Linked DNA regions of Homo sapiens: region 1 is linked to region 2. Evidence: chromatin loops called from intact Hi-C (ENCODE). Cell type or tissue: right lobe of liver. All regions are shown on one strand. Links, peaks and the distances in the headings refer to the core of each region. The heading gives the core; the rest is flanking DNA. Region 1 has its middle 160 kb from the start of COX10-DT. Region 2 overlaps LOC100506974 (a long non-coding RNA gene).

Evidence for each region. Peaks named below come from ENCODE experiments on the same cell type or tissue, not always from the same donor. Only the 100,000 strongest peaks of a DNase experiment are listed, where the experiment ranks them.
Region 1: it touches region 2 in a loop (3-fold over the local background); 1 of 110 quality-filtered maps calls a loop at or near these places.

What each region holds. Positions count from the first base shown.
Region 1 is chr17:13,908,080-13,912,476 of GRCh38, reverse strand. No RefSeq gene overlaps it. Among named protein-coding and RNA genes, the nearest start is that of COX10-DT, 160 kb to the left of the region's middle. In right lobe of liver, for the core only: a CTCF peak has its summit at 2,139 (motif pointing right); a DNase peak (open chromatin) is centred at 2,386; H3K4me3 peaks cover 272 bases; H3K27ac peaks cover 1,443 bases.
Region 2 is chr17:13,813,040-13,817,436 of GRCh38, reverse strand. The region is part of intron 2 of LOC100506974 (a long non-coding RNA gene); the gene reads left to right. Among named protein-coding and RNA genes, the nearest start is that of HS3ST3A1, 210 kb to the right of the region's middle. In right lobe of liver, for the core only: no CTCF peak of the experiment used is centred there; no DNase peak of the experiment used is centred there; H3K4me3 peaks cover 388 bases.

The sequences.
Region 1 (4,397 bases), core at 72-4,071, 95 kb before region 2:
CTCCAAGAATGCCTTCTTCCTTCTTGGTGTGGGGAAGGACCATCTCTAGAATGGAGTCTTATAGCCTACAGTCAAATGGGGTAGGTCAGATAATTTCTTTATGACCAGTATTTATACAGAAAGGCAGAGTAAAAGTTAGAGTAATATTTTTAGCTTTTACGACTGGTTTGGGGAAAATGGGTTCTGGTTTCTATGACCCGCTGTAGGATGGAGGGATTCTAATTTGTATGGTTAGCCTTGGGGGAGAATGGGACTCAGAGATAGGAGAGCATGAGAAAGTCAGAGAAAAATGTTTGCTTCTGAGCCTGCTTCTTAGGCCCTTCATTTTGGGATATTGTTTTCTGAGCCCCAGCAATACAATTCACCCCTGTAAATTATATTATTCAATGGTTTTTTTTAGTATATTCACAGAATTATGCAACCATCTAATTTAAATTTAATTTTAGAACATTTTCATTACCATAGAAAGAAGCCCTTTATCCATTAGCAGTCATTACCCATTTCCCACAAACCTCCCAGCCCTAGGCAATTACTAATCTATTTTCTGTCTCTATAAATTTTTGTATTCGAGATAGCTCATATAAATAGAATCATGTAATATGTAGTCTTTTGTGACTGACTTCTTTCACTGCATAATGTTCTAAGGTTCATCTGTGTTGTGCCATTCCTTTTCACTGACAAATAAAAAATTTCACAAATCAAAACTACCATACTTATCAGTTGATGGATATTGGGAAAATTTCCACTTATTGACTATTATGTTTAATGTTGTTATAAATATTTTTGTGTAAGTTTTTGTTTGGACATGTTTTACTTTTTAAGTAGAGACAGGGTCTTGCTATGCTGCCTAGGCTGGCCTGAAACCCCTGGCTTCTTCCTGGCTCAGCCTCCCAGAGTGCTGGGATTATAGGCATGAACCACTGCACTTGGCCTTTTTTGTGGTTGTGTTTTTTTTTTTTTTTTTTTGAGACAAGGTCTTGCTGTGTTGCCCAGGCTGAAGTGAAGTGGCATGCTCATGGTTCACTACAGTCTCGAATTCCTGTGCTCAAGTGATCCTCCTGCCTCAGCCTCCTGAGTAACTGAGACTACAGGTGTGCACCACTTTGCTTAGCAAAGTTTTTGTGTTTTGTCTTTGTGAAAATGGTGCCTCACTCTATTGGCCAAGCTGGTCTTGAACTCCTGGCCTCCAGTGATCGTTCCACCTCAGCCTCCCAAAGCACTGGGTATTAGTCCATTTCATGCTGCTGATAAAGACATACTTGAGACTGGCAAGAAAAAGCGGTTTAATTGGACTTACAGTTCCACATGGCTAGGGAGGCCTCAAAATCACAGCGAGAGGCGAAAAGCACTTCTTACATGGCAGCAGCAAGAGAAAATGAGGAAGATGCAAAAGCAGAAACCCCTGATAAAACCATCAGATCTCATGAGACTTATTCACTACCATGAGAACAGTGTGGGGGAAATTGCTCCCATGATTCAAATTATCTCCCACCAGTTCCCTCCCACAACACATGGGAATTATGGGAGTATAATTCAAGATGAGATTGGGGTGGGGACACAGCCAAATCATATTATTCCACATGCGGCCCCTCCAAATCTCCTGTCCTTACATTTCAAAACCAATCATGCCGTCCCAAACGTCTCCCAGAGTCTTAACTCATTTCAGCATTAACCCAAAAGTCCACAGTCCAAAGTCTTATCTGAGACAAGGCAAGTCCCTTCTGCCTATGAGCCTGTCAAATCAATAGCAAGCTAGTTACTTCCAAGATACAATGGGGGTACAGGTATTGGGTAAATACAGCCTTTCCAAATTGGAGAAATCGGCCAAAACAAAGGGGTTGTAGGGCCCATGCAAGTCTGAAATCCAGCAGGGCAGTCAGATTTTAAAGCTCCAAAATGATCTCCTTTGACTCCAGGTCTCACACAAAGGTCGTGCTGATGTAAGAGGTAGGTTCCCATAGTCTTGGGAAGCTCCTCCCCTGTGGCTTTGCAGGATATATTCCCCCTTTTGGCTGCTTTCACGGGCTGGTGTTGAATGTCTGCGGCTTTTCCAGGTGCATGGTGCAAGCTGTTGGTGGATCTATCATTCTGGGGTGTGGAGGATGGTGGCTCTTTTCTCACAGCTCCACTAGGTGGTGCCTCAGTAGGGATTCTGTGTGGGGGCTCAGACCCCATGTTTCCCTTCCACACTGCCCTAGCAGAGGTTCTCCATGAAGGCCCTGCCCCTGCAGCAAACTTTTGCCTGGGCATCCGGACACTTCCGCACATCTCCTGAAATCTAGGCAGAGGTTCCCAAATCCAAATTCTTGACGTCTGTGCATTTGCAGGCTCAACAGCATGCGGAAGCTGCCAAGGCTTGGCGCTTGCACCCTCTGAAGCCATGGCGTAAGCTGTACTTTGGCCCCTTTCAGCCACTACTGGAGTAGCTGGGACACAGGGTGCCAAGTACCTAGGCTGCACAGGTCCAGGAAACCATTTTCTCCTAGGCCTCTGGGCCTGTGACGGGAGGGGCTGCTGTGAAGACCTCTGATATGTCCTGGAGATGTCTTCTCCGTTGTCTTGGGGATTAACATGCGGCTTCTTGTTACTTATGCAAATTTATGCAGCTGGCTTGAATTTCTCCTCAAAAAATGGGCTTTTCTTCTCTATCACATTGTCAGGCTGCAAATTTTCTGAACTTTTATGCTCTGCTTCCCTTATAAATCTGAATGCCTTTAACAGCACCCAAGTCAACTCTTGAATGCTTTGCTGCATAGAAATTTCTTCTGCCAGATACCCTAAATCATCTCGCTCAAGTTCAAAGTTCCACAAATCTCTAGGGCGGGGCAAAATGCCACCGGTCTCTTTGCTAAAACATAGTAAGAGTCACCTTTGCTCCAGTTCCCAACAAGTTCCTCATCTCCATCTGAGACCACCTCAGCCTGGACCTTATTGTCCATATCGCTATCAGACTTTTGGTCAAAGCGATTCGACAAGTCTCTAGGAAGTTCCAAACTTTTCCACATTTTCCTTTCTTCTTCTGAGTCCTCCAAACTATTCCAACCACTGCCTGTTAGCCAGTTCCAAAGTTGCTTTCATATCTTTTCAGCAACACCCCACTCCACTGGTACCAATTTACTATATTAGTCCATTTTCATGCTGCTGATAAAGACATACCCAAGACTCAGAAGATAAAGAGGTTTAATTGGACTTACAGTTTCACATTGCTGGGGAGGCCTCAGAATCATGGCAGGAGGTGAAAGGCACTTCTTATATGGCAGTGGCAAGAGAAAATGAGGAATATGCAAAAGTGGAAACCCCTGATGAAACCATCAGATCTCAGGAGACTTACTCACTACCACAAGAACAGTATGGGAGAAACTGCCCCCATGATTCAAATTATCTCCCACTGGGTCCCTCCCACAACATGTGGGAATTATGGGAGTACAATTCAAGTACACAACCAAACCATATTACAACAAAACCATATCATACTGGGATTACAGTCATGAGCTATCATGCCTGGCGTGCTATTTTCTTTATTTTTTTTTAATTACAAATTTATTCATATTCATTTATTTTTAATTTTTATTTATTATTATTATTTTGAGAGACAGGGTTCCTGCTCTGTTACCCAGGGTAGAGTGCAGTGGTGCAATCACAGCTCTCTGCAGCCTTGGACTCCTGGGTCCAAGCAATTCTCCTGCCTCAGCCTGAGTAGCTGGGACTACAGGTGTGTACCACCATGCTCAGTCAATTTTTAATTTTTTTGTAGAGATGGTATCTCATAATACTGCCCAGGCTGGTCTTGAACTCCTGGCCTCAAGTCATCCTCCTACCTTGCTTCTCAAAGCACTGGGATTACAAGCCTGAGCCACCGTGCTCAGCTGTTTTTATTTCTCTTGGATGTATACTCAGGAGTAGAATTGCTAAATCACATCGTAACTCTATATTTAACTTTTGGAGGTATTGCCAAATTGTTTTCAAAACCACCTGCACCATTTTACAATTTTTACCAGAGGTAAATTAAGTTTGCACTGTATATACACCCTTGTCATCATTTGTTATTATTTGTCTTTTTAATTTTAGCTTTTCTAGTGGGTATGAAGTGATATTTCATTGTGATTTTGATTTGCATTTTCTTAATGACCAAAGATGTTGAGCATGTTTTCCTTTTACTTATTGGCCATTTCTCTATTTTTTTTTTTTTTTGGAGAAATGTGTATTCAAAGCCTTTGCCTAATTTTTAATTGGGTCATCTTCTTATTGCTGTGTTGTAAGTGCTCCTTATACGTTCTAGATACAGGTCTCTTATCAGGTATGTAATTTGCAAATATTATTCCTTATTCTGTAAAGTGTATTTTTTCCTTCTTGATAGTATCAATTGTAGCACAACATTTTCAATTTTGATGTAATCC
Region 2 (4,397 bases), core at 175-4,174:
CTCCTAACACCATTATCTCAACAATGATGTATAATTTTCCTTGGACAGAAGATGAGTGAAAGCAATTTTGCTTTAATTCCAAATCCAAATTGGCTGTAGAAGCACCTGTCATGCTACTCTAAGTTTACACAGGCCCGTATATTGTTTGTCCCAGTATTCACCTACACACTCCTCTCACCCCAGCCATCAATGATGCCAAGCAAATTCTCCTTTGGTGGCTTTGCCATTTCATACTGTTAAGATCTGCATTAATCTCTCCTCTAGCCATTCCTTATCATCTCAAGCCAGATTCTCAGTGACATTCGTTAGTTATTTTCCTGAGTTCATTTCATATTCACTCCTATACCCTTGTGTATGATTAATTTTTTGTGTCAACTTAACTGGGCCATGGGTTGCCCAGATATTGGGTCAAACATTATTCTAGGTGTGCCCAGAAGGATGGTTTTGGATGATATTCATATTTGAATCAGTAGACTGAGTAAAGCAGATTAACTTCCCTAACATGGGCAGGCCTTATCTGATCCTTTGATGGCCCAAATAGGACAAAAAGTCTGATCCTTCTACAAATAAGAAATAACTCTTATCTGACTGCCTTTGAACAGAGACATGTTGGCCCTTCCTGGGTCCTGAGTTTGCAGACCTTTGGACTGGAACTATACCATTGGCTCTCCTGAGTCTCCAGCCTGCTGGTTGCAGATCTTAGGATTTGTCAGCATCTGTAATCATGTGAGCCAATTCCTTACAATAAATCTCTAGGTATAGATATAAATACAGATATCTCCAGTGAGTTTTGTTTTGTTTTGTTTTTTGTTTTCCTGGAGAATCCTGGGCAATGCCCCTTGTCTCTGGCAACCACTGTTTCAGCATTTGACAACATCATAATTTTTTTTTTTTTTTTTTTTTTTTTTGAGATGGAGTCTTGCTCTCTCACCCAGGCTGGATGGAGTGCAGTGGCGCAATCTTGGCTCACTGCAAGCTCTGCCTCCCGGGTTCACACCATTCTCCTGCCTCAGCCTCCTGAGTAGCTGGGACTACAGGTGCCCGCCACCACGCCCAGCTAATTTTTTGTATTTTTAGTAGAGACAGGGTTTCACCATGTTGACCAGGATGGTCTCGAACTCCTGACCTTGTGATCCATCTGCCTCAGCCTCCCAAAGTGCTGGGATTACAGGTGTGAGCCACTGCACCCAACCCATAATTTTTGAAGGCACTCATTCACTCACTTTCTTATCTGATTCGATAGTGGGGATCCACTTATCCCTGTACTTCCCTTGCGGTTTCAGCCTCCCTTCCAGTGCTCTTCTACCACCTGGATTACTGACCTTGAACCATTGCAAACCCTCTTCTCACTCCTCTGCCCCACAGAGGTTTCTTTGGGACTGTTACCTGATCAACTCATACCATCACACTTCTTTCTGCCACTGGCATGTCCATTTCTATATTCTAGCCTCTGTAGACTTCCTCACTTGGTTGGGTTCATGTCACAGATAGTTTCTGTCTCTAACATTCTGAAGGGAAGTCTCAAAGTCAAAGATTCCTAGATGCTTGGATTTCAGTTATCTGAAATGTAGGTTGAACCTTATTATGTGAATCATAGGAAAATAAAATGTCACAAGAGAGAATCAAAGATACGATTGCTGGCCGGGCGCGGTGGCTCATGCCTGTAATCCCAGCACTTTGGGAGGCTGAGGCGGGCAGATCATGAGGTCAAGAGATCAAGACCATCCTGGCTAACATGGTGAAACCCCGTCTCTACTAAAAATGCAAAAAAATCAGCCGGGTGTGGTGGCACACACCTGTAGTCCCAACTACTTGGGAGGCTGAGACAGGAGAATGGCATGAACCCCGGGAGCCGGAGCTTGCAGTGAGCCGAGATCACGCCACTGGACTCCAGCCTGGGCGACAGAGCAAGACACCATCTCAAAAAAAAAAAAAAAAAAAAAAAAAGATTGCTGTGATTGGTGTCCTATGAGCTTGTACAAGTGAAAGACAAGGCATGGTATAGTGAAGAGAATTTAGATTTCCAGATCGGGAGAGTATAGTCTGGATACTTTTCTAATTACCTGTCATTACCTGGCTAAGCACTGGTTTCCTCATTGATAAAATAGCCACATTGAAGTCTGCCTGCCAGTATTGTATCAAGAGAGATTACATAAAAGGCACACGTAGGAACTCCCATAAATGAAGTCTTCTCTCTTTTCCCCTTGTCTTTCCGTATCTCTTGGAATGCTGCAGACAGCAGTACTGTCCTGCACAGAAGAGCCTGGTGGTGCAAGCATTCACTTGAGAAGGAGGCAGGGACCACAGAGACAGAGTTACTTTTCCTGCCTTCCTGTTCAGGCCTCTCCAGACTCTAGAACTAAGTCTAAAGGAAACATGAGTGGGTCCCATACATGCAGAATGACAGGGAGTCTTGGCTTCTTCACCTCTTCTTTCCTGTGTGGGCTTCGTCGTGTGTCCTAAGAAACTATCACTCTCAGGCAGTGCATAATCCATCTTCTCAAAGCCTTTTTTTTTTTCTGTAGAGACAGAGTCTTGCTCTGTTGCCCAGGCTGGAGTGCAATGGCACCGTCTCGGCTCACTGCAACCTCTGCCTCCCGGGTTCAAGCAATTCCCCTGCCTCAGCCTCCCAAGTAGCTGGGACTACAGGTGCGCACTACCACACCTGGCTAATTTCTTTTGTATTTTAGTAGAGATGGGGTTTCACTGTGTTGCCCAGGCTGGTCTCAAACTCCTGAGCTCAGGCAATCTGCCCCCCTCGGCCTCCCAAAGTGCTAGGATTGCAGGGGTGAGCCACCGCGCCTGGCCCCAAGCCTCTTTTTAAAGGATTTTTAAAAGCTTGGCTTACCTGTGCCTTATTGAACTCTTAGAAAATAATTTTTTTAAGATGTACTTTTCTTTTAATTAACAAATAATGATTGTATATATTTATGGGGTACAACATGATGTTTTCATACAGGCATACACTGTGTAATGATTAAATCAGGCAAATTAACAAATCTGTTACCTCACATATATTCTTTTCATTTCCTTATGGGGAGAACATCTAAAATTCATTATTTTAGCAATTTTGAAATACATAATACATTATTATTAATTATAGTCCCCATGTCGTGCAATAGATCGCTAGAATTTAGTCCTCCTGGCTCACTGAAAGTTCATATGCTTTGACTTACATCTCCCCTTACCCCATCCATCCTGACCCCCAGCCTCTGCTAACCACCATTCTACTCTCTATTTTTTTATATTCCACATATAAATGAAATCTTGTGGCATTTCAATTTGCTCATAGCAACACCTACCACTTATCAAACACTTACGATGTGCCCGCCATTTTAAACTATCTCATCAACAATCCCCACAAAAACCATGCAAGAGAGGTGGAGGCTGTTGTTAGCTCAAGGTCACGTGGTTGATAAGAAGCAGAGCAGGAATGTAAACACAAATGTGTGATTTCAAAAGTGTGCCCTCTCCCACCAGTTTTATACTAAACTCGCCTATCACTGCCCCGTCCTCCTCACATTTCTTCCTGTTTGTAAGTTACCTCCCACTAAAGCCCCTGCTGGAGATATTACAGGGAATGGGTTTATATTTGTGTTATCTCATCCTCCTGGCTACCCGTTGAAAAAGAGTGGAGCTTGGATTTAGGGGAAACCAATTTATAGACTAGGCTATAACTAATCAACCCATTTGCCACTAGAAGTTGAATTCTGCGACAGAGGACTGTGGGTTGGGTGCTGAGCGGACAGCGAACTTGGGCTATGTACAGTAGAAGAGGTCGCAGTGTAGGGAGGAGACTGGAGCTGAGGCCAGGGAAGTACCCACAAGGAGAGGCAAGGAGGATGCCTCACAATTCTTAGCACGTCCTCCTGTGCTTCCCACCAGCTCGACTGCTCAGCTGGTCATCTCTGTGTCCCACCTCTCACTGTGTTCCACACAGAGACGCCCAGCTGAGCAGTATGGTTGGTGGGAAGCCAACGAAACTCCACGCTTCCCGGCCACTCCCCGTACATACTGTCTTAAAGTTAAAATACATATTTTAAATAGGTAATGCACTCACAGATTCAAAATACAAACTCTGAAAAATAGCATATGGTGAACCTTAGATCACTCCTCCTCCTCACTGCCCGTCAGCCGGCCACCCTTATTCCCTGCCCAGATACGGACTGCTATCAGTTTCCTTCCTACACAAATATATCTGTGTAGAGGTACATCAGTATCAACATAGATTGTTTCGGTGGGCATAGACAGTAGTATATGAGACCTATTTTTTTTTTTCTTTTGCACTTCGCTTTTTACTTTCAATTGTAAACCGTCAAGTTGGTTCCTTATTAGTATATTCAGAGCTGTTTCCTTTTAAAAACACATTGTGGATCGGGCGCGGTGGCTCAAGCCTG